3 separate regions of the Mus musculus genome follow, and all the other regions are linked to region 3. A link is a loop called in an ENCODE intact Hi-C map of the cell type or tissue named here. Cell type or tissue: left cerebral cortex. All regions are shown on one strand.

What was found. Hi-C counts contacts between places; a loop is a spot of excess contacts. Peaks named below come from ENCODE experiments on the same cell type or tissue, not always from the same donor. Only the 100,000 strongest peaks of a DNase experiment are listed, where the experiment ranks them.
Region 1: it touches region 3 in a loop (2.4-fold over the local background); 3 of 42 quality-filtered maps call a loop at or near these places.
Region 2: a loop joins it to region 3, with 2.0 times the contacts of the local background. A loop is called at or near these places in 5 of 42 quality-filtered maps.

What each region holds. Positions count from the first base shown.
Region 1 is chr11:21,086,813-21,094,812 of GRCm38, reverse strand. It overlaps Peli1 (pellino 1), which reads right to left and starts at 3,489. Exons shown (of 7, transcript NM_023324.2): 1 at 3,135-3,489. In left cerebral cortex, no CTCF peak of the experiment used is centred here; DNase peaks (open chromatin) are centred at 2,302, 2,595, 3,021 and 3,611; H3K4me3 peaks cover 2,999 bases; H3K27ac peaks cover 1,951 bases.
Region 2 is chr11:20,897,314-20,905,313 of GRCm38, reverse strand. Gm39608 (a long non-coding RNA gene) reads left to right here and starts at 6,570. Exons shown (of 3, transcript XR_872289.2): 1 at 6,570-6,718. In left cerebral cortex, no CTCF peak of the experiment used is centred here; DNase peaks (open chromatin) are centred at 3,163 and 6,571.
Region 3 is chr11:20,828,049-20,836,048 of GRCm38, reverse strand. It overlaps Lgalsl (lectin, galactoside binding-like), which reads left to right and starts at 4,941. Exons shown (of 5, transcript NM_173752.4): 1 at 4,941-5,075; 2 at 5,702-5,773; 3 at 5,923-6,011; 4 at 6,603-6,780. The coding sequence starts at 5,040. In left cerebral cortex, CTCF peaks have their summits at 4,477 and 7,941; DNase peaks (open chromatin) are centred at 5,302, 5,502, 5,742, 6,736 and 2 more places; H3K4me3 peaks cover 3,218 bases; H3K27ac peaks cover 2,276 bases.

The DNA.
Region 1 (8,000 bases), 260 kb before region 3:
TGTGACAAAATCACCACCACCACCACCACCACCATCATCACCATCATCATCTTTGATGATCTCCATCATCTAAAATATCCCATGTAACATTCTTGGGAGAAAAATGTTTTGAGAATCACGTGCAATTCATTTCTCCTCAGTCAGTCAATGGAGCCCCTTTTCTCTAAATTATTTCTGAAAGTGGCTACCTACTGCATCAAAAGATTCCAATCTTCCAGGCATGGAGCACTGCTGGGGAGGCTAGGGAGGAGGACCTTCATTTCAAGGCTAGGGTGGGAAATACTACAAGGCAAAATCTGATCTGAAAACAAAAACAACCTCTCAAACCAAACCAAACCAAACCTGTAAACTCCCCCCAGGAGATCTCATGCTTCTCCTTAGCACACATTCCTTGCACAAGAACAAAGATGACTTAGAATTTACTAAGTATAGCATGTTAGCCAGTATTTCCAAGCACGTATCTATTAAAACAGCATAGAAAACACTAATAGATAACTTGAAATCATATCCAGATCTCTGAGTGACCTGTATTTCTTGTTTTAAGATCCTACAAATTAGTGTAGGCCTAGGTGAGCTTTCCCTAGCAGAGGTGAGACTCTAACAATGACGTGTAAAAAGAAACTCTAGAGTGTAGTAAGAAACTCTAGAACAGCCCGAGTCATTTGAAAGAGTATCTTATATAGACTTTTCTATGACATATGAAGAAGGGCTCTGAGAAAGACGGCTACAAATCTATAAATTGAAAGACCGTGCTATGTGTAATTTATTGTCTGGGACTTCAACTAGAATTTTGTTCCTTATTTATAAATGTTTCCAGGAATATTTAATATTATACTTCCTAAAGTCTTTGTCAGTTGCCTTATCTATTACTTTTGAGCCTATCAATGGGTTTTTCAATCTGCTTTACATTTCTCTGTGAACAGAAAAACTGTTCACAAAGCAGAATTCTATAGCCCTTTACACCTATCTACTGGGCAACCACAGTGGAGCACATTCTAAATCAAGGGACTTAACTGACATTTTGACAAGTAAAACAGAAGCAGAAACTAAGGCAAATAGGAACCCTCTGAGGCTTCCCTCTGAAAACTGCCTCAATAGCTCTGTTTCCTGCCCTGTAATGTTCAGCCATTTGTTTTAAAGCATCCTAAAGAACTCAGGAAGGCAGCAAACCCAGACTTCACTAACTTCTGCCTCTGGACTCTTGGAATCGGACAGGACAAAAGCACTGTTGTTAGTGGGTTCCTTAAAAGTACAAATGGTCCTGGTAGAGCTGGCTGGTAAGTACTATCAGAAAAGGTCAATACAAGGTTACTTAAATGCTAATTTTAAGGAACACACAAATAACCGCCAAGTCTCCAACTAAGGTGGTTTCCAGTTTACACTAAAAACCTAGGTGGTTAAGATTCCTTAAATTTATCAGATGAAACACTATAACCATATAAGCAATCTTCTATACATTTAAGTGTTCCATTTTCAAATTGCTCAACAGATCTCTTAACAAACTTCAGAAAGGGGATAGGTTGGGGAACAGAAGAAAAAATATCTAAAGTCTCACTTTCGTTTTCTGACACACCTACTAGATTTAAAATCTGGGGGCATTACAAAATTAAATTAAGTGTGTAAATGAAAATAATGCTATTACAGTTCTAAATCTCATACAACTTAGGAAAAGAACTTGTAGAAATAACACTTGATTTAAAGTTTTCACACCTTCCATTTGATACCAAAAGTGTTTAAAAGATTAATTGCCCTCAGAGTATTTACTACAGATGTTAACTGTGAAAAAAAAAAAAAAAAGAAAGAAAGAAACCCAAAGAAATTATATGCTATATTTAGACAATAAGGAGAATGTTTCAAGTATGTGTATTTGAATACTCTGGGGAAATATGTTGTTACCTGTGAAAATGCATCATAAACCGAAACAAGAAATTGAGGAACTGCACCCTGTTCACAATTCAAAAACTTTAAATTCACACGACTAGGCAAACTCGGTTAATGTGGAGAAAAGACATTGTGCTATCTGACACAAAAGATCACCTGCTACGAAGACAAAGTAACACTCTACTACCCGAAAGTAAAGAGCCTTTGAATCAAAACAGACAACCTTTGATACACAAAAGCTTCAATTCTCGGTTTAATAAAGCGTCCTGTGGATGAGATGCTCAATATTTGTTGATGGAAGAGTGCTGGGGCTAAAACCAACGAGCATATTGTGAGTAGTGACTAAACATGTTAAATGTAGGTTAAGTAAAAACTATCCCCTCCCTCATCATTGTTGTCTGACTTTGTAAGAGATCTGCACATATAAACATAATATATGGCGAAGTGAGTTGATGACTTACAGTATCTTCACCACTCGGAACATTTTTCAGAAAGTCCTTTGAGGTTTTAAGATTCAAATACTATTTAAAAAGAATTATTGTTTCAACTACCTAACAATTACCTAGACTTCTTCCAGACTTCATTTAACCTGTAAGTAAAATGAGCATCTTTAACTTTTCCACAGGGCATTTGGAGAATGAGTTATTACTCATAAACGCTTTCGGAGCCTCAGACACCAGCGCGGTACATCAAGCGTATCCATCAATTTGAGGGCTTTCTGGACCTCAGTTTACCCACGTACGGAAACGGGCTTGGCAAGGGCCGGGAGGTGAAATTAATTAGTGTTTTTAAAATGCTCTGAGATTCCCAAGATGAAAGGAAACGTAGAGGCACGCAGAGATGATGACAATAATCATAACAATAAAAAGAATGACTAACTTGGAATTCTGTGTTACGTAAGGAAGCTGAGAAGTTATCAGATTCACACAAACAAAAGAAAAGCCCACCGCCCCTTTGTTCCCCTTCCACTTCGCCGGCCTGCAGCCTGGCCGCGGGAGCGAGAACCGGGCCGCCGAGCTGGGGCTCCCCTCCGCCGCGCACCCGCTCCAGCCGTGGGGGAGGGCGTTCCGGGCAGCTCCTCACAAAGGCGCTTCCTCCCTCCGCGCGGGATGCGGCGCCGCAAACTCTGCTCCCCGCCGCCTCCCCGCGGGCGGGCGGGCGCGCAGGCCGCCGCGCCGCCACCGGCAAAGGCTCGGAGGAAGTTCCGCGCCGCCGGCCCTCGCGCCCCCGTTCGCCGCCCGCGCCGCACTCACCGGACGACTGCTGGTGGCCGGAACGCCAGCTCGGCCCGCCGCACGGACACCCGGGGCGCGGGGGCGGCGCGAGCACCGGTTGAACGCAGGCACCAGCGGAGCCCGCCGCCTTCCCGCCAGCCGCCGAGCCCCGCGAGGCCGAGTGGAACGCAGAGCCGAGCGCGGACTAGAGAGGGAGGCTCGGGCCCGCTTTGTGGTGAGCTCCCCGGGCTGCAGGCAGATCCGGTGGCGCCGCACGGCCGCTGCTGCCGCTGCTGCTGTTGTCGCTGCCGCTGCTGCTGCTGTTGCTGGCGCTGGAGAAGGCGGCGGCGGCGCCCCCGACGGTCCCTCCGCCTCGAACCGCCTTTGGGTCACTGACACACACTGGGAAGGAGGGACCGGGACTAGCGGGAGGGCGGGGCATAAGGGTAAGGGGCAGGGCCACATCGCGAGGCGGTGCCGAGAGGGCTCTTGGGAACTGTAGTTCTCTTTACCGAGAGAGAAAAAAAAAAGTATCTGTTGTGGAGGAGCCTACTGCTGGCTCTGCGCTGTGCACGCGCAAGGGGGTTGGGGCGGGGACTGTTGCCATAGTCACCCATTCACTAAGCCTGAAGGTTCTGGACTGTAGTTGACTAAACAAGGCTGGTCTTGTGTCTTTGGTGCCATTGGGTTCCTGCCCACAGCCAGTCCCTCCTGCTTCACCCCACCCCCAACCACTTCCAAGTGCCCAGTGAAATCTAACTTCCTCTTGACATGGCAGTCTCCTTGGTTGTTTAGATTTCTTCTGCAAATCATAAATACCCCCTTCCTTTGCCTCCTTCAAGAGAATTACCCAAGGTACTAAAAATCTACTTGTTCTTAGTGTTTTAACAATTAGGTTATAAAACTGTAGGGAGCGTGACCATTAACAGAATTCTGTAATTTCTTTGTTCGGTTAGTTACATTTAATTCCAACCCAAGTTCAGCATTAACAGCATTGTTGGATCATTGTACTGCAATTTGTTCATCTGAAAATCTATAGTTCTTCAAACATCCAGATTCCATAAATATATATTCAAAAGATAAGTAGAGAGAGTTCAGAACTGTTCAATGTATGTATTAGCCGATTCAAGTTTCTCACTATCAAATTACAACATACGGCACCTTGAAACATGGTATGGGTATGTTGTGCTCAGCTAAGTCTTACACCCTTTCTAAATGACCAGGTATGCATGTATGGTGGTGTGAGAAAACACAGTACTGGCTCTCCAGAAGGTTTACAGGTAATTTGCCTCAGTTTCCCTTAATAGAGTACCTAGAACCTGGAAGAAAAAACATTAATGCCAAGGAATCAGACATCTATTTCAAGATGGGAAACTAAGGATTTTCAAATAGTCTTAGGATCAAAAACCCTGGATGCCCACAGACCACATAATTATTTGATCAATGAAGAAATAAGTAATTTAAGAAACAAGTACACGGGAGACAGAGAATGGCTCAGCAGGGCTCAGCAGTTAAGAGCACTGGTCACGCTTCCAAAGGACCTGGCTTCTTTTCCAGCACCAATGTGGACACTCACAGCCTCCTGTAACTTCAGGGAATCCAACACCATCTTCTGGCCTCATTGGCCCATAGACATATATGCAGGCAAGACACCTGTATTTAAAATATTTAATGTAGATATTTAAATAAAATACTAAAAAACAAGTAAAGGTATTTACTATGTGCCAGGCACTTTATTGGGCCTCAAAAATAGAGCTGTAAAGATATAAAAGAGACATACTTTGTATTCATTGTCCCCTCTCTCTGCCAAGGAAGAGACAGATAAATGGACTCAGTGTGATCTATGCTGTCATAGGAAAATTCAGACTACCTCAGACTCAGGCAGGGTCAGGAAGTGCTTCAAAGATCATTTGAATGTGGGCTGACTCACGGCTTCCACGTTTGTGTATTTTATTGGCAAAGGTGGAAGAGAGCAGTGAAGGAGCAGGGAGCTCGAGGACACAGAGGCTAATGGCACATTTGCTGGCGGTGGCAGAAGCACACTGGGGAGAGAGGCATGAGGAAACTTCAAGAAAATGAAGGAGACAGCTAAGCCCATGAAGGGTGGGGGTAATATGCTAAAGAATGTCATCTTTTTTTTATTTCTTCTGGAAGCAGTATTCAAACATGAGTTTTTGATAAGATATATTTGAGAAGCTTAATGGACCCTGATCAGGGTAAATGCGCATTCATATAAAAACTACCACAGGACTTATGAGATGGGTCAGTGGGGTTGAGTGCTCACTCTTAAGCCTAACAGCCTGAATGCCAAAAATTGTAAATATGTAAGATCCCCCTTCATCAAAAACATTTTAAAGATAATTTAAGGCAAAAACAACAATGTTGAGGTTTGATCTTGCTCTCTATTGTAATGCTAAATGTGGGCCCCCAAGACTTGGAGTCTGTACATAGACTTGTGACCCTACCCCCAAGTTATTTCTGATCAGTAAATAAAGATGCCAACAGCCAATAGCTGGGCAGAAGAGACATAAGTGGAGTTTAGGCTTCTCAGGCTTGGAGTCCTAGGAGACAGGGAGGAGAGGAGTGCAGGAGGAGGGAGGAGAAGCCACCATGGGTTAAGTGAGCCATAAAAGTGCAACCCTGGGGGCTGTCCAGTGGGAGTTAAGAGCATCCCAGATGAAACATAGTAAATATTAAGTAATAATTTGTATTTATCTATAAGAAAGTAGATTCTAATAGCATAGAAGGTAGATAGCTGCCCAGTTCTTGTGCTGTTTACGGCTTATTATAAATATAAATGTAGGGGTTGTTCTGATGCTCTGATCAGGAATCTTCATGGGAACCTGAAGGTCCTGTCCCCAGTTGGTTCTTGATTGATCAGTAAAGATGCGAGCTGCCAATGAGCTCGGAGGAATAGGCAGGACTTGCAGTCTGCCCCTCTCCCCCAGCCTCTACCCCCCACTCCACACAGGCAAACTAGCAGATCAAGGAGAGAAAAGATTTGCCATGCTTCAGATGGGGAAAAAAACATCAGCCATGTCAGATCTCAGGCAGAGTGGCCATCAGCTTCTTCCCCAATTAGGCCTGGGGTAGCAGGTGGGATATTAGAAACATAATCAAGCTGAGGGCAGATTTAGGACGCTGAACAAGGAGAGGATAAACGGGCAACAAAGTAAAGGGCAGAATTAGAGGTACTGAGCTGGGAGTGAAGAGAAGGGTGTAAAAGCTGAAGAAGGCTTAGGAGAGCCTGGCCACTGAGCTAAAGCATATCAAAGATGAGCTAGTGTGTGTGTGTGTGTGTGTGTGTGTGTGTGTGTGTGTGTCTGTCTGTCTGTCTGTCTGTCTGTGTCTCTGTGTGTGTGTCTGTGTTTGTGTGTGTCTGTGTGTGTCTATGTGTGTATCTGTGTGTGTATGTGTCTGCGTGTGTCTCTCTGTGTGTGTGTCTCTCTGTGTGTCTCTGTGTGTGTCTGTGTTTGTGTGTGTGTGTTTATGTGTGTGTGTGTCTGTGTGTATGTGTCTGTGACTCTGTGTGTGTGTGTGTGTTTATGTGTGTGTGTCTGTGTGTATGTGTCTGTGACTCTGTGTGTATGTGTGTGTATGTGTGTCTTTCATCCATGGATCTGAGGGGACCTGGGTGTGGCTGATAGTATGGTCTGCCTGGAGCCTAAAGTGGGGTAATAAAAACTACATACTACATGTAAAGGTTGTGTGTGTGTTTCATATGAGAACTAAATGATAAAGGTGAGGTAGAAATCCTGGGTCAGAATTGATATTTTCTACAACACAACAACACTGTATAAGACCATAACTTGTGCAAAAGTAAAATGTTTTGCAACAAATAACTCAAAGGACTGAAGGAGGAAAGGGACTCATATTGTTTAGACTGAGTTGTGGTAAGTTAGAAGAGTGGATTCTGAAATATGGAATAGCTGTCAGAAGTAAAACAAACATGGACACACAGTAGTGAAGATAAAATGAAAATCTCAACCTAAAACAAGCAAACTGTGGATGGAGAAGCAGAAACATGGAAGTTATGTCCCTAATGATCATGGGGCTGACACACCTGCTCTGGACTCTGCCTCCTGCTTTAAGATTCCGAGGAAAACAAATTTCTATCCTGTTTAAAGGCAGTTCTAGTTCTACACAACTCAATCTAAGCAGAGTGACTACACGCCGACAGCAGTTTCATGAGATAGAATATGTTCCTTAGATTCAGGTGTACCCAAGCATTGCACTGAATCTGGCCGCTCCACCAGCAACTTCATCCTCACTCTGAGGCTCATACATTTGGTGATAAGCTCATCTCCTAGATAAACATCACTATTTATTTCTATGTTTTCTTTTTCCTTTCTTTCTTCCTTCCTTACTATTATTCTGTATGTGCGTAGGTGTGGATACCAAGGGGCAACTTTGTGAAATTGATTCTGCCTTCCACCTTTCCATGGGTTCTGAGAGTCCCGTGCAGTCAGAGCTCCTGTCCTTGCTGAGCTGTTCCTCTGGCTCCTTTTGATTTTTTGTTTTGTTTTAACAGAGTGCCTTTCCAGGTGTCTTACACTTGTCTCAGAAACACTGTATATCCCAGGCTGGCCTCAAACTTGATATCCTCTTGCTTCTGCCTGAATACTGGTATTGCAGGCATGTGCCACAATGTTCAACTCTAACCCTGGTTTCTCCTGAGGGATAAAATGCATGCCAATGCTTAGTGTAGTCCTTAGGATATAGGCATAGTAAATAGTACTTTACAGTACTTTCATGTAAGCCACAATAATAAAGTAGATAGAACACAATTTAGATAATAGCTGTGCTATAAACACAGGTATAGAAACCAAGGTGGTGTGTGTGTGTCTATCAAGATCTGTGAAGTCTTGAAACTATGTCTTTTCCTTCACAATATAGTTCCATATA
Region 2 (8,000 bases), 69 kb before region 3:
TTAGATATAAGGAGATATTATTGTATGTCAAATCACAAGGGATGAATTGTGATGCTTATTCTCGGTTGTCAACTTGACTATATCTGGAATGAGTTATAATCCAGAACTTATAAAGATCTTGTAAACGGGAATTAAAAAAAGTTTAGGTCCAGGCATGGTGGTACACACCTTTAATCCCATCACTCAGGACACAGAGGCATTTGGAGTTCAAGGTTAGTTTACAGAGCAAGTTCTAGGACAGTCAAGTTTAGGCAGTGAAGGAGTTGGTAAACAGAAAGTTTGTGTTGATGTAATTGCCCCAGCAAGGAGCAGAACTTAGCATCTTCAGCCCCATGGCTCTGGCTTTAGAGTCAAGAATAGAAAGGGATCCTGGAACCATTTATGCTGGGTAGTTGGAGCTAAGAAATTAGCACTGGTTAAGAAGAGGCCAGCATCACTTAGATGAACTCCTCTGAGAAGTATTTTCGGAGAGCACCAAGAAACTGTGTTCTAGAGATTGGCATTAGGCTGGCAGCCAGACTGGGTAATGTGTAAGAATCACCAGGTGGTCCTGGTTCTGAAGCATGGAGGGATCATGGAGAGAAACTGAGGCTCGGCACTGTGAGAAGCCAGGAATGGCCATTAGTGAAGGCATAGCCTCAGTTGCAGTTGATGACCCAGGACTGAAGGGGTCATGTAAAGAAGCTGAGGCTTGACACCATGACAGGCTATCTGGGAAGCCTAGCTGCAGCAGAAGACCCCAGTGTATCGTAGATGTCAGTACCATGGGATAATCACCAAGACCAGCAACAGCAGTGGAGTGGAGTCAGCCAGAGGGTACAAAGGGTACAAAGTGCTACAAAGGGTAGAGAGGTGGAGAAGTGACTCAAGCTCCTTAGAGGAGACCAGAAGATCATGTGTGGATCTCAGACGTTGGAACAAGAAGCTATAACACTGAAGTTGTGTTAGAGACCCCAATATGTTTGTGACGCCAGAGCTGAGGAAAGCTGCTAACAGGGAGTAGAACTAACCCAAGAGAAAGGATTTCATTGCAATCAACAAAACCGAAAAGAGTTGGACATCAGACATGGAGATACAGAATTTGAAGTTATACATCTTGTTCCAAAGACAGCCAGAAAGAGACTGTCTTCTACAGGCAGCTAGGAGGGAACTCTCTTCCACACTGGGCAGAGATTGAGCACTAAGAGACCTCAAATTCCTCCTACACAGAGATACACTTCCTTCAACAATGTCACACCTATTCCAACAAGGCCACACCTCCTAATAGTGCCACTTCCCATGGGCCAAGCATATTAAAACCACCACAGAGCCCAAGGTCCCCGTGAGTTTCAAGAGCCAGAAATGCATCAAGCATAAGTAATGAGTTACTTATAGGGGTCAGGGGTGGCTCAATGGAAAAGAACTTGTTGTCCTTGAAGGTGACCCAGGCTTAGTTTCTGTGGGGCAATGGGCTATGTACAGACAGGCTGGTCTCCAGTCGAGCTGAGGTGGAATTCCGGAACCCGATGGGTGGTAATTCCCATCTACATGGAATGGTAGGCGTTCCCTCATGTCTCCTGGACCCCTGGCTCCTGTCAAGTTACCGCCTCCACAGCCCCTATAAGAGAAACATGTGGCTAGTAGTCAAGTAGACAATGTCCTAAGCTTCTGACCTTCAAGCTAGACTCCTCCCAGTTACCTAGCAACAGCAAGATAACAAAGCCCACTATAAGAGGGGCTGCTTGGCCCCTTCTCACTCTCTTAAGCTTTTACTTTCCTTACTTTCCTTCTTTCTCTCTCCCTCTTACTCTCTCTCTCTCTTACTCTCTAAGCTTTTACCTCTCTCTCTCTCTTTAAGCTTTCTTACTCTCTAGCCTTTCTTCTCTCTCTTTCTCCTTTTTCCCCTTCGCTCCTCTTGGCCATGGCCGGTCTCTCTCTCTACCTTTTCTCTTTTCCCTTGCCTTTCTACAATAAAGCTCTAAAACCAGAGACTGTCTCTGTTCATCAAGGCTCAGACTAAGGACTCGCCTGCGTGAGAACCTCTCTCCCTCTGCCCTCTTTCTATATCCCTGGGGTCAAGAGTGTTGCCCTGGGGCCCCTATTCTATTCTCATTTCCTCTGCAGTATCCAACACGGGATGCTGGAAACTGAGAACCTGGAAGGGGAGCTGCCCCTTGTCCACTCCCCACCGAATGGGGTCAGTGGCTTCACATAGCCAGATGCCCACCCGGGGCAGAGTGGAAAACATCCAGCAGTCCTCCCACATCTGCCTGCCCAGAGCACAGGAACTCTGGCGGGATGCGGGCTCTCTCCCCTTCCTCCTCTTTCCCTATACCCACAGCCCCACAAGTTTCCAGTGTCCACATGGTGGCTCACAACCTTCTGTAACCCCAGACCCAGGGGATCTGATACCTTCTTCCGATTTCCATGGTCATGCACATAGTGTACACACACACACACACACACACACACACACACACACACACACGTTCATGTGTGTGTGTGTATATATGCATGTTTATATGTATGGGCAAAACATACATGAAAAATGTTTAAAAAATTTTAAAGTCAAAGCATTTCCCAAAAATCTTACAGAGGTTTTTTTTTTATTGTGTGCACAGGAGACAATACCAGGAACAAAAGGCATCTTCTGCATACTTAATGGCAGACGTGCTAACTGGTTTATGTGCAATCACGTGTCCATTCACATGTCAGCCCTTCCAAGCAGGTTTTCACCAATTCTCTTACTAGTTCTAGGCCAGTGTGTTTCTACCCTAAAGGCAGAAGGCTACGTCCTGCTTTGGTGGGTTAGCTAGGTTTAGGAAACATTCAGAAACTATGAGATGTGGATGCAAACTGTCACCTTGGGTTTCAGGGTCAATCAGAAGGAATCGGGATGTGAGGCATGGTGTCCAGCCTGCAGCTTCAGTCAGCTGCTTCTATAGCTGCTCCAAATAAGGAGAGAGGGTCAGAGGGGGTGGGGGAGAGGGGCAAAGGAGTGGGAGGGAGGTCAAGAGAGGAGGAAGGGAGAGGGAAAGAGAAACAGAGACAGACAGGCAGAGACAGAGAGAGATTCCAGTAGCCAAAGTCAAAGAATGCATGCTTCCCTTGGCAGGCTCTCCAGTGCCAGTGTGCAGCCTTCCTGGCTGTCTGAGCTGGTTTCTAGGAGGCCAAGCCAAGCCGGGCAGGTTTTCTTGCAGAGATCCTTCTAGTAAGGGAAAAGGGAAAAGCAGTGTGCTCCAGGGACTCTTTTTTTTTTTTTTAAGCAATATTCTTTGTCTAGACCACCGGTCACTTCTTCCTCAGAATTTACAACCCTTTTCAAGGTAACTCTAGATATTGGCACCTGCCCCACACAAGAATGCTTGCACTGATCCAGCTCAGCTCCTCTCCCAGGGTTCTCACCAGGCTGCTACAGCCACAGTGCCCATCTGCAGCATCTGTGCTGACATGAAGATTCCTCCTGCCCTTCTCCAAAGTTATTCATCGCTGCTGGACTGATTTACCAAGTATTCCCTTTGGAAGGCGTGATGGGGCAGAGTCTGAGAGCTGAGGTAAAGAGTTAGTGTTTGGTTTTTAACAGCAGGACTCTTAGGAATTACGGTACATGTTGTGAGTTCACACTGTGAGCCTTCCTAAGAGGGTTCAGGGTACACATTTTCTGTAGCTGTTTGGCGTGGATCTTTAAAGCATTTTGTGGGACCAGTGATCAATGGAACACAGCTCAGAAACTTTGTTCCACAGAAACCCCAAGAACAAACCTATAGACCTCTCAACTGTCCTGTGGCTGCTATCCTTCATCTGTGGCAGTCTCTTGGCCCTCTTCTCATTCTGGCTCCCCCTTGTCTGTCTGGATTGCCAGCCACTGTTTTCTCCTCAGTCCATGAGGGCCTGTGGAATCTGACCACCTAACTCTATGCTCCCACCGAACCTGAAGTAGATTCTCAGTGTACACCTAATGAGAGACGAGCGAATGAGGAGTACAACCCTGTGGATCGTGCCAATACACATGTAGGAAGGTCTAAGACTTCTGCAAGCATTGCATTTAGTCCTGAATCCTCACAACAGGCCATAGCCTAGGCGACAGCACCTCTATTTTTGCATTCATGATCCCATAACCAGTAAAAGCCAGAATTTGAACCCACAGAATCCGGTACTAGAGCTTAAATTACTAACGGTTGTTTTCTTTGGCCTAAACTATGTCCTCATCTCTTAATAAATGCACAGATTTCATTTGATTCTAGCAAGCAATGACATCATGCTTTATATCTCGTACAATGAATTTGGTTTAACTTGGTAGGATACTGGACAATCCCCCCAACCCCAAAAATGTTTTATTTGCCAAGTAGGCACCTAAATAAAATGAAACCTGAGCTTGACAGAATGTGTGCATACATATTTGATAGAAAATCTATCTATACACCTCACAATTCATGCATTAGAATCACTAGTCTACAGCTGTTAACAAACGCAAACGGTCATTATACTCGATTGATCTCTTTTGTGGACTAAATAAATTTTGCTTACTATCACCCTGAAAAAAGCTTGTCTTCCTGACTGTACAGACACTGAGACCCCCACCTCAGAAGAACAAGGCCAAGCTTGTGCTGGAGGCTTGATTTCTTTATAGCTATGTTGCTGGCTCTGCTGTGTATAGCAAAGTTACCTTCACCCCTTGTGGGGCAGGGTTGGGAATGTTAATCAAGGGCTGTCTCAGGTCATCCAAAAAAATAGAACTGGAAACAATTTAGAGACTGCCTCCGGAGATTTAGTTTGGCTCCTTTGCCAAGCTCAGTCCATTCCCAAATTCATTCCACCTAAGCCCGTTGCCACTAGGAAACTTGGGGTACAGATGGGGACCCAGGGACTCACTTGGGGTAACCAAGCTCAGGCTTCGGCTTTCCTCCCTGCCTCTGAAGTCACAAGGTCACAGGGAATCAGTTCCATGTAGCCTTACTCCTTCCTTCCCAGAACCATTCTTTATATCCCTCTGCCCCAGCTTCTAGGTGAGGTTGCCCTTTGGCATCCACTAAAGTCTGCAGGGGCTCAGAAGACAGGAGAATGGGGCATGGCCTTGAGTTCAGTTCTTCCTTCCTCCAAAGTCCCTGATGGTTCCTGGAGTCCTCTGGGGCCATAGTTTCTGTTCAATCCCCAATACCACATGTAGTGTGTATAGTGGTGCACACCTGTTACCCCCGGGATTCGTGAAGTGGAGGTGAGGGGAATCAGAAGTTTATTGTTAGCATTAGCTACATAGCTAGTTCAAGAGCATAGGAGACTCTTTTCCACAGCAACACATATTTAAAAACGTATGCACTTGTATTTACGTTCATATTACGTATATCAGGCAGTGCATGCACATGCCTGTATGTAGAGATAAGAACATTGGTTCAGATTCCTCAGAACCCTCCCTCCCAAGGCAGACATCATGGCAGAAGGGCTAACGATGGAGAACTTCTAATCTGGACAGGAGATAGACTTCTAGCATTCACTTGGGTGTTTGCACTTAGGCTATATAGTCATGGGCTGCTTCACTGTATAAACACATTCTGAAAAAAAGAATTGTTAGAGCAGCTCATCGTTGTATAAGCATCACAGAATGTCTGTACTCACAGTGGGGCAGCTATAACATCACCAGGCAAAAACAAAACAAAACGACAACAAAACAAAAACAAAACCCTCCCAGGGCCACCATAGCCAGGTGGCTTCTCGATGACCAAACACTGCTGGGCTCACACAGCTGTACTCACCAGGTGCTAAGCTTCTCCTCCCCTAGGAAGGACAAGGCAGGGAAAGCGCTCTTAGTAATGCTGGGAAAGAGGGGCAGTGCGGGGCACTTTTACTTTTCACTCTGTAGATGCCTGTGTTATTGAATTGTTAAATAGGAAAGCACTCATGTTCTTATTTATAGTTGTTAATTGATGACTTGAGCAGCTAACAGCTTTTGAATCCTTAGTTAGCTTGGGATGGAGCTCTGAGCTTTATCTCCTTTGTCTTACAGTATTCCAGATCACAGAGGGATCTTGGGCTCAACGCTGGGCGATGGCCTAACTTACCATCTAACTGGCGTGTGCTCCCCTGCTGCCTGCTGTCCACTGGGTCCAGGAATGAGGCCTGGGAGGGGTGAGGCTTTGCTGCCTTGGTGTGAATGGAACCCAGTCAAGATGGAAAACAGGAAGTGGAAACCAAGGAAACTAATGACTAGGGAGAATCAGCAGAGTCACTTCCTCAGACAAATGTCCCTAAAAGTTGGGTGGCATTAAAAAGACAGCCAGGGAGTCCTGTCTGGAATACCCATAAACCTTTACATTTGGTTCTGCACACCAAAATGCCTCCCAGGGCAGCTCAGTCCAGACAACTTCAATTATAGTCAGATGAATCCTCAGGCAGGAGGACGCTGTGAGAGATCCCCACACTGTGTCCTCAGACTGGAGAAGAAAATAAGTGTCCTTATGGGTAAAACCCAGTCATGGAAGAAATTATGTTACTAGATCAAAGCAGCTTCCCCAGCCCCGTCTCCAAGTCAGCAAGAGACAGAACCACATGCCAAAGTCCAGGCCACACCAACAGTCCCATGAGTCAGTGTGTGGAAAATCACATTCAAGCTGCTCCTCTTATAAAGGAAACAACTGCCCACCCGTCTCTCCAGCTGAAAACTGTGCCCATCTGGCAGGGACACAGTTGAAGAAACGAGGAGTTCCCCAGAATGTCCCTTCTCCCCCAGTGGCCTCTGGAGAAGGTATGAGGACAAGTGAGAGCAGGTGGGGAGGGGTTGGTGCAAGGTGTCCTTTTCTCCCCTCAGTCATCCCAGAAGGTGTCTCCTTGTGGTCACCCAGTCAGGCAGGAGCCTTGTACAAGGTCAAAGGCCTCAAGGGCTGTGAGAACGAAAGTCTGGAGCACAGCCGTTGGGCAGTCTCCATACAACTTTACATGTGAGAACCTTCCTGAAGCTGGCCCTGGGGTTAGAGCTCTGACAATGAACACCAGCCAGAAGCAACCACTGCCGTGGCTGGGAGGACCTGAGGGAAAGCAACGGGCATCTGACAGCAGCTGTCTCCAGGAGGCAGCTCACAGGAAAAAGGTCAGCTTTGGGCCAGTGTGCTATAACAGTACAAAACTCACAGGGTGTCAGAGCCTTGACAGTTAAAAGCTGTTGATATCCACTGATATACAATGAGCCTAAATGATTTTAACTAAATGAAACTCTATCAAAATTACAATAAACTAGCTGGGCAGTGGTAGCACACGCCTTTAATCCCAGCACTCCGGAGGCAGAGGCAGGCGGATTTCTGATTTCTGAGGCCAGCCTGGGCTACAGAGTGAGTTCCAGGACAGCCAAGGCTATACAGAGAAACCCTATCTCGAAAAACCAAAACCAACCAAACAACAACAATTACAATACACTGAGCTTGAGAATAAATCAAACCCTGGGACCTAGACTCGTGAGGCCAGCTTTAACACAGCCTTCAGTTTCCATTTACTTGGGTGCTGTAGAAAAGCTGATGTTGAAGAACTAAGGGTTGCAGCTCTTCTGCTTCTCAGCTCTGGGGGCGCGTGGACCCATTGGTGGCCTTCGGCTGCAGTGAGGGGCAGTCCCAGAGGCTCAGGGACCTTAGTGACTCTTGCAGATGCCTCCATTCCACAAGGGCCCTCTGGCCTCATTCCCATCCCTTTCAAGGACTGAAATGCAGGAGACATCTCATTCCTCTCCGCCTCGCCTACAGGTCATGAGATCACTGGAAACTGGAGAGAAGAGTCGTGTGTGTGTGTGTGTGTGTGTGTGTGTGTGTGTGTGTGTGTGCATGCGTGTGTGTCTGAGTGAGAGAGAGAGAGAGAGAGAGAGAGAGTCCCTGGCCTTTGGGGAGAAACTGCCCACAGCTAAGACCAGGATGATGGAGGCATGCCTGACAGAGTCTGTGACTTGCATGTCAGGTGACTGGAAGTTCCTGTTAAAGGAATCGTTCTAAGTTTTTTCTTTTTCAATGTGTGTGTGTGTGCGTGTGTGTGTGTATGATACATAC
Region 3 (8,000 bases):
ACAGCCCAGTGGTACATGTGTGTTCATGTGCTCATCCTGAGCTACCACAAAGAAATGCTAAAAACACATTCTTCAACAGTTTGCTCAGTCTATGAAGCAGCCACCGGAACAGCTATATTGGAAATCATCAGATAGGGTGGGTTTGGATGGGCAGGGCCTATCTGATTGGGAATATTGGAACTAGCTCCTGAGTTTGAAGCACTGATCTTCATTTTTCCAGGCCAGCATGTTGGCAGAGAGGCTCAAAGACTCATTCTGAACATTGCCACATGGAAGCAACAGTATGCAGAGGTAGAATAAATTATATAAATGTAAGGCTAGGAAGATGGCTTCCCTTTGACTTCCTAGTTCTTTGCCTAGGCTATGAATTAAACTGACGTAAGACAGATTAAGAGGAGCAAAATCATATTAATTATACACATTGCCACAAGAGTCAAAAAAATGGGAGAATCAGAGAAAGGGCAGAAGACAGAAGCTTGTATAGCACCCTAAGCTACGGAGAACAGGGGCTTGGGTGGGGAATGACATGTTATGGGAAAGTGAACCTAGAAATTCGTGGTGCATAAAGGCTGTCTGGTTCTATGTCCTCTCCAGGCATAAAATCATTTGGGGCATACTGCTTCCTGATACAGGTAATTACTAACACAGTTTATTTCTTTTATAGGTGTCTTAGTCAGGGTTTCTATTCCTACACAAACATCATGACTAAGAAGCAAGTTGGGGAGGAAAGGGTTTATTCAGCTTACACTTCCATTCTGCTGTTTATCACCAAGGAAGTCAGGACTGGAACTCAAACAGTTCAGGAAGCAGGAGCTGATGCAGAGGCCACGGAGGGATGTCCCCTATTGGCTTGCTTCCCCTGGCTTGCTCAGCCTGCTCTCTTATAGAACCAAGACTACCAGCCCAGAGATGGCACCACCCACAAGGGGCCTTTCCCCCTTGATCACTAATTGAGAAAATGCCTTACAGCTGGATCTCATGGAGGCATTTCCTCAACTGAAGCTCCTTTCTCTGTGATAACTCCAGCTGCGTCAAGTTGACACAAAACTAGCCAGTACAATAGGTGAATTTTTTTTTTCAGAGCTACTCCTAACTGCAAATTCTCAGGATAAACCAGCTGAAATATGCCAAAGAGCTACCCTGTGGGTGGACTATTTTGGAATGGTGTGTCCTTAGCCCCAGCATTATGGTAACAGTGGTGTCCTTACCATACTCAGAGCTAGGCGCTTTAAGTGAAGATGTGTGTGTGCTTGGTTTTGACTTTGCTCTCAGGGTTTTGCATTGTTGTCTTGCCAGGGGCAGAGGGTGGTCTCACTATGTAGTCCTGGCTTACCTGAGGAACTTGATACATAGACCAGGCTGGTCACTGAACTCACAAGAGATCTGTCTGCCCCTGCGTCCCCAGTGCTGGGATTAAAGACCTTTGCCACCATGCTTAGTCTTTTTTATGAAAGTACAACATTAACAAAATAGCAATTAAAGCACAGCCCAGCTCAATGAACTGCTAGATATGCAAAGTACATGGACATTCACTGTAGATATCAAACTTAAACTTCCATGTTCCTTGTAGAAGCTGGGCTGTTAGTTTCCAGCTTTGAAGGAGGCTGGAGGTCTGTGTCAGCTAGACATTTCCTCTCCAACTCCTGAGAGCCAGGTAGATGCTTCCCGTTTTCCCTCCTGTGGGTCAGGGCGTCTAAATCCCCAGGGGACAGAATGTCTCTTTCCTTCTAGCCAAACCAGGCAAGTTTCTGCAAAACTACAAGATGAAAAAGCCCTTTAAACCACCAAATAAAAAAATAAAATAAAATCATAAAAACAACAAAAGGGAGGACTACGTGCCAACAAATGCAACCAGAAGTGTCCAGAAACAATGAAGAGATGTAATTAGACTTCAGGTTCAGTCACACAGTCCTGTCACACTCTGGCAGATCAAGCACTGGACTCAGGTCAGTGGTCTCTTGGAAATCGCTGAAGGTAAGCTGGAGAGAAGGCTTGGGTACGTGGCAGCGACTCCCAGAACAGGCACTAATCTGGCTGTGAGGAGTCTCCAAACACCTCCTGTTCACAGCACCAGCTCTGAAGGCAGAAGCAGGGTCCTCTGCCTCCTCCTTGCCAGGCTTCTGTTGCCATGTGGAAGGGGACAAGGGGACATGGAACTGCATCTTTGAAGCCCCACGCTCCTCTAGGGAATGGGTCATGACCATCTTCTTCAGAGGGAGGCTTTTATTTTGGTCTGTAATTAAAACACACACCGGAGGCTGAATCTAGCTTCCCCATAAATAACCGAAGTTAATGAAATGTTCAAAACTAGTGTTGACTGCCAAGTTTTACAGCATTCTCCTAATTGTTTGGGTATGAGAAAATTCTGTGTATGTCTAAAAGAATCATTTGATAACTAGGCCATAGTTCCTAAAATAATTAAAACCTGTAATCATGTTTTGAAATACAGAAAAGTTGTTTGATAAGTTGTGCCCTCCTACCTAAGTAGGCAATCAAAGAATGCTGAGTTTGGAGATTTTTTTTTTTTTCTTGTGTGAATGTTGCTCATAAGAGTGGAGACTGGCTTGACAAAAACAGTTATTAAAAACTAAGTGCCTAATGGACTTAGAGCAGTGTGTGGGGCCCTGTTTGTTAGAGTGGGCTGTGGCTTCCCTTCCCAGTGGGAGTCTGAGGGAATCAGCATCATGGGATAACAAACCTCAGCAGTGGGATATTTTGCAAATCTTTGTTGAGTCCCAGTTCTTAGAGCAATTGGGCAGGGTGGTGGCCCAGCTGCAGGCAATGGTCTCCTCACAATGTCAGAAATCTGTGAGCACAGATGCAGGTACACAGAACCTGAGCCCCCTCCTCCTGTCCTCCTGCCCTGGCTACATGCTGCCTGTTCTCTGGCCCTTGTTACATCAGCTACAGGGATGCGTCAACATCAGAGAGTACAGGTCCATGATGTGACTCAGTGCCAGTATGCTTGCCCTGCACATACAAGGCCATGGGTTTGCTCCCCAGAACCTCCAAAACCAAACCTCCTCTCCCTGGCTCAGAAACTTCCAGTGTCTTTCTGTTCCCTTCAAGTAAAAGGTGTCTCCAAGACCTCAGCCTTCACTTCTGCTCCACATGTCCAGCATTAATCTACAGGTCCCATCTTGCAAACTTTATCTTTACAGTTCCTGAGCCAGCAACCTCTTCTGGAGGTTGAGCCAGCCCTCCCTTTGTCCCTCCCTTCCTCCCTCCCTTTCTCCCTCCCTCCTTCAGAATTCTCAATGTCACTTTCCCAGACTACCCTACTTTAATAGCATCATCCTGCACTCTCCTCCTCCCCGCCTTATTTTTCTGTCTTACTACCTATATACTTGCAAGTTTGCTTATGTCTGCCTCTCCTCGCTACAATGTAATTTCAGCAATGCCCCTGCTAATTCTCAGCTCTTGGTCAACAGCAGACACTCAAAACTGTTGCTTAGAATGTGCTGAGTGTTCTTCTGGGGAAGGTGTGTGAACCAATTTATTAATCTTCACAGTAATTCAAGATAGGATCATCGTAGTAATTATTATCATGTCTGATGAAGAAATTAAGGCACGCTACTATCAGTAATAAGAAACTAAATTTGGACCCAAGACACCAGCCCTTTATAATAACCATGATATATTGTACCACGCTTAGCTAATAGCAAATAATTCAATGATTTTTTCCCTATGCTGACTCTTAGAAATTCAGAGAATCAAAGTATGACTTTAAAATATCAAGTTTCTTGTAATTGCCTAGTATGTTAGAATAATTAATAGGTGTGATTCTCAAGCTCAGATGAGTAAACAGGAGCAAAATGGGAGCCACAATGACAACTCTTCAGTCTCTAATTCTGAGAACCACTTCCACAAAGGCTCCGACTGTGGATTACAGGCATGTTCCCTGTCCCACAGAGATTACCATGATTAGCACTGGTCCATAAAGGGACACAAAAGCTGCAGAGACGCCAGGTCCCCCAAAGGGCCCCTCTGGGACTGTAGCAGCTCACTTGCTCAAGCTCCTTGCTTATTAGTGTGGTGATTCACACAGTGCATTGGGCAAGCCGAGTATGTCACCTAATAGAGAGTATGTTGATACAGCCTTATCTGAGAAGTTACATAATTATGCTAGTGTCAGGATACCATTACAGGAGTCTGAGCCTTAGCGTGAAAGAGGAGTGTATTCCCTAGGAAGTATTACACAAAGAAGGACTGGAGACTCCATTACCCCAAACTAAGCAAGTGACGTAAAATAGCTAAGGACAGAAACTGTGTCCACTTCAAGTTGCGGCTTGGCCGGGCACCTGCTGAAGAATGCTTCCGGGACCCCGACACTAGCCTGCGCTTCCCTGGGAACAGAGGGTTGGTCGGCGCTCAGCAAACTGTCCCCCTAGAGTCCTGGCTGCTTCTTTATTTAGGGTCAAATATGTACAAGCCTTGGACCTCCATTCTCCTTCTCCTCCAAACAGTGCAACTATCTTTCCTCCCACTAGGTTGGAATTCTCTGAAAGAAGCCATACCAGGTCTTCCTCTTTGGAGTCCTCCACCTTCTCTCGACCTCACTCCTGATCCACCCCCACAGTCCCCCAGGATGCGGAAGGAGGTGAGTGAGTAGGGTACCGACCAGGAGTGTCCCCAGCACCTGTCACCTGGCCCACCTGGGCCCTCCCTTCACCCCTTTCCCCAGCCCCACCCACCTTCCCGCCGACAGGCCACCGCCCTCCGGCCTTCAGCCGTGGTCCAATGGCCGTAGGGCAGGGCACGCTTAGCAAGCCGCGGCTCCCGGGCCCCGTCCCCGCCCTGTTCCCGGTTCTCGGTTCCCGAGCCGAGCCCTGCCGCCTTTAAATGCCACCCCAGGCCAACGCACTGCGGCCCTCGCCACCGTCATCCCCTCGCCGCCGCGATCTCCGCGCCGCCCGCCTCCCTTCCCCCTCCCGGGCCTGCGGCCGCGCCAGCCTGGGGCGTGCACGCGCGCCCGTGTGTGCGCGCGCCCGGCTCGGACCCGCGCCCGCCGCCGCGTCCCCGGCGCTCGCTGCAGGAACATGGCGGGGTCGGTGGCCGACAGCGACGCCGTGGTGGTGAGTGCAGCGGCCTCCCGCGAGGCGGGTAGCTCAGAGGGCCGGGGCAAGGACTACGGACCCGCGGTGCCGCGGGAAGCGCGGTACCTGTCAGCCGCCGCGGGGTGCGAGCTCGGGGGGCCCCGGGCGCGGGGCAGGAGGGCGCCGGCCAGGTGCGCGCTGGGCGCGTGTGCGTGCACGTGGGTTAGTGTGGGGCCGCGGTCCCGGCGTCCGGGATTTACCCCTTTGGAAACGGTCCCGCGCCGGGGGCTCCGGAGAGAAGCCGAGCGCTGCCGCTGCACTCCAGCCACGTCCCCGAGGACAGGCCAGGGGGCAGAGACTCCGGGAGCGTTTGTGCTTGGAGAGGGGCCTGCCGCCCACCTACACGGGCTTTGCTTCCCGGGTGGGCCGCGACCTTGAATTTGATCCGGTCTCAAGAGCCTGGGGATCATCAGAGGCTTAGACCGGATGGAAAGGCCGGGTTTTGTTTCGCGGTTATTTAATGGGCTATAAAGAGGCATCATATGTATGTGTGTCTGTGGAGGGCTGCTGGATCACTACAGATTTGTGTTGATTCCTCATCCTTCCATTCACTCCCTAATAAACAAGGGTCTGTGGAAAGCCAATCTGTGTGCTTCTATTTTTAGAAACTTGATGATGGGCACTTAAACAACTCCTTGGGTTCTCCAGTTCAAGCCGACGTGTACTTCCCACGACTGGTAAATCAATGTGCTCCGTGTCTCTGCCTTTATCCTTTTCCCCTCTGGTGCATTTCCTTGCTTTCTAATGGGTCTGATTCTCAGGGCTGAGGGTTTGGCTCGTCTCTAACAGCCCATAAACATCCTGTCTCTCCCCTCTTCCTTTGCAGATAGTTCCATTTTGTGGGCACATTAAAGGTGGCATGAGACCAGGCAAGAAGGTATTAGTGATGGGCATCGTAGATCTCAACCCCGAAAGGTAAGGGCAGAGCCCTGCCATTGCTGAGTCCCGCGGCTGCCTCCTCCCCTTACCCTACTTGCACAGTGTCACTAGTTAGGAGTGCCAAGAAAGTACCATGTTCCCATGAAAAGAATGTGTATCAATCCTAGCCATCATCTCTGCAGATAGCTATTTATATCAGTGATGATAAAAATAGGCCTACAGTTAATCTTTGACCCTTGAGAAGGCCAAAAGACTTCTTTTTTTATGGTTTTGAAACACGGTAGTCGTAACCAAACCTGTTAGAATAAATAAGAACCAAACTTACAAGATGTTTCCCTTGTCAAGTTCTGTGGCTGTTTTTGAGAACTCTGAGATGGATTAATGCAAGGGTGGCCTGAGGCATTTGAAGTCTTCAGTTGTAATTATTTTCAGTTCCACTGGAGTTTTCACCAGAGCCTACTTTAGGTAACAAAATCTATTGGTTTGAGTGTAATCCTTAGTGTCTGTGTTTAAACTGTGTAAACAGTAGCAGCCCATTAAAAGCCGATGAACCCACTGGAGGAGGAACTGGGTCAAGTTAAAATGTTACATCTGACTCCTGGCTAAGTGACACTGTTTTCTTTTTAGCTTTGCCATCAGCTTGACCTGTGGAGACTCTGAAGATCCTCCTGCCGATGTGGCAATTGAACTCAAAGCTGTGTTCACAGACCGGCAGCTGCTCAGAAACTCTTGTATCTCAGGAGAAAGAGGCGAGGAGCAGTCGGCAATCCCTTACTTTCCATTCATCCCAGACCAGCCGTTCAGGGTAGGTACCTTGAGTGCCTGATGCAGTGTTGGCAGGGCCCCTACTTACTCTGTATCTACTGTGTGCCAAGAGCTCTTTAAGAATTTCTTCATGTCCAAGAAATTTGTTGCCCGGAACTTGTCTCGAGGCCGAGAGAAAAGAATAAAAAACAACAAAAGAAGTCTGTTTGCTGATAGATGTTAATGCTTGCCTTAGTAGCTCTTGATTCTCTTCAGACCATATGTTTAGTTAATGGATGCATATATGCATACCTAATTGCTAAGTACTTAACTGTAATTCTACTTAGCCAGTGCGGAGGTATTAATTATTGTTAACTTCTGGGGTGGTGCTAGGGACTGAACCTTGTGCACATTAGTTAAGGTTTCTACAACTTAGCTACACTCCCAATCCTCGTTTTGATTTCTGTTTTGAAACAGGAACTCTCTAAATTCCCCGGCTGGCCTTGAATTTGTAATCCTCCTGGCTCAGTTTACAGAGTATTTTAGATTACAGGCCTATGCCATCAGGTCAAGCTGGGGTATTAATGTAGTAATAATTTTCTGTGTAATTCCCAATATAGTGTGAGGCACATAAATAACCTACCCCCAAGTATCTGATTGATCACTAGATATTAGTAAGTATCCAGAATTTTCATGTTTCTTGGCCTAAATACCTCAAAACCTTATTAGTTATGGGTTTAAAACAATTTAGTGGTTATCATTTCATTTTCTCTTGTTCACTTTGCTAATGAGTCCATATTTGTATAACTATTTTCCCGTGTGGGTTAATTAAGCGTGTCTGTTTCATGGTCATAAGCTGTGTGGCTGACAGGTTTCTTCCCTAGGGCTTGGGTAGAGCTCCTTGGCTCCCAGTCTCTAACAGGCAGGAAACAACCCAGTTTGCCACCCCATCAGGCAGCAGTAGCACTCACTACCTTCCTCTGCAGGACAAATAAGAGGTGCAAGTCAGTAATATAAGAACAGACTTGTGTACGGGTCAGGCCTGGAGATGAGGCTGCTGTCTGCATGAATCGTACCATACGTCAGTAACGGCACCTCGGTTAAAAGCTCTGTGCTACGTATAGACCAGAGTAAACAGAACTGCTCTTGATACCTTGCACTTCACGTGGGTCTTCTCAAGAACCGTGACTGTTTCTCTTTCCTTAGAGTCTAGAACAAAACAAAAATCCATAACTTTTTTACATCAGTAAAGGAAATGAGATTGTTCCCCTTACGACCGGA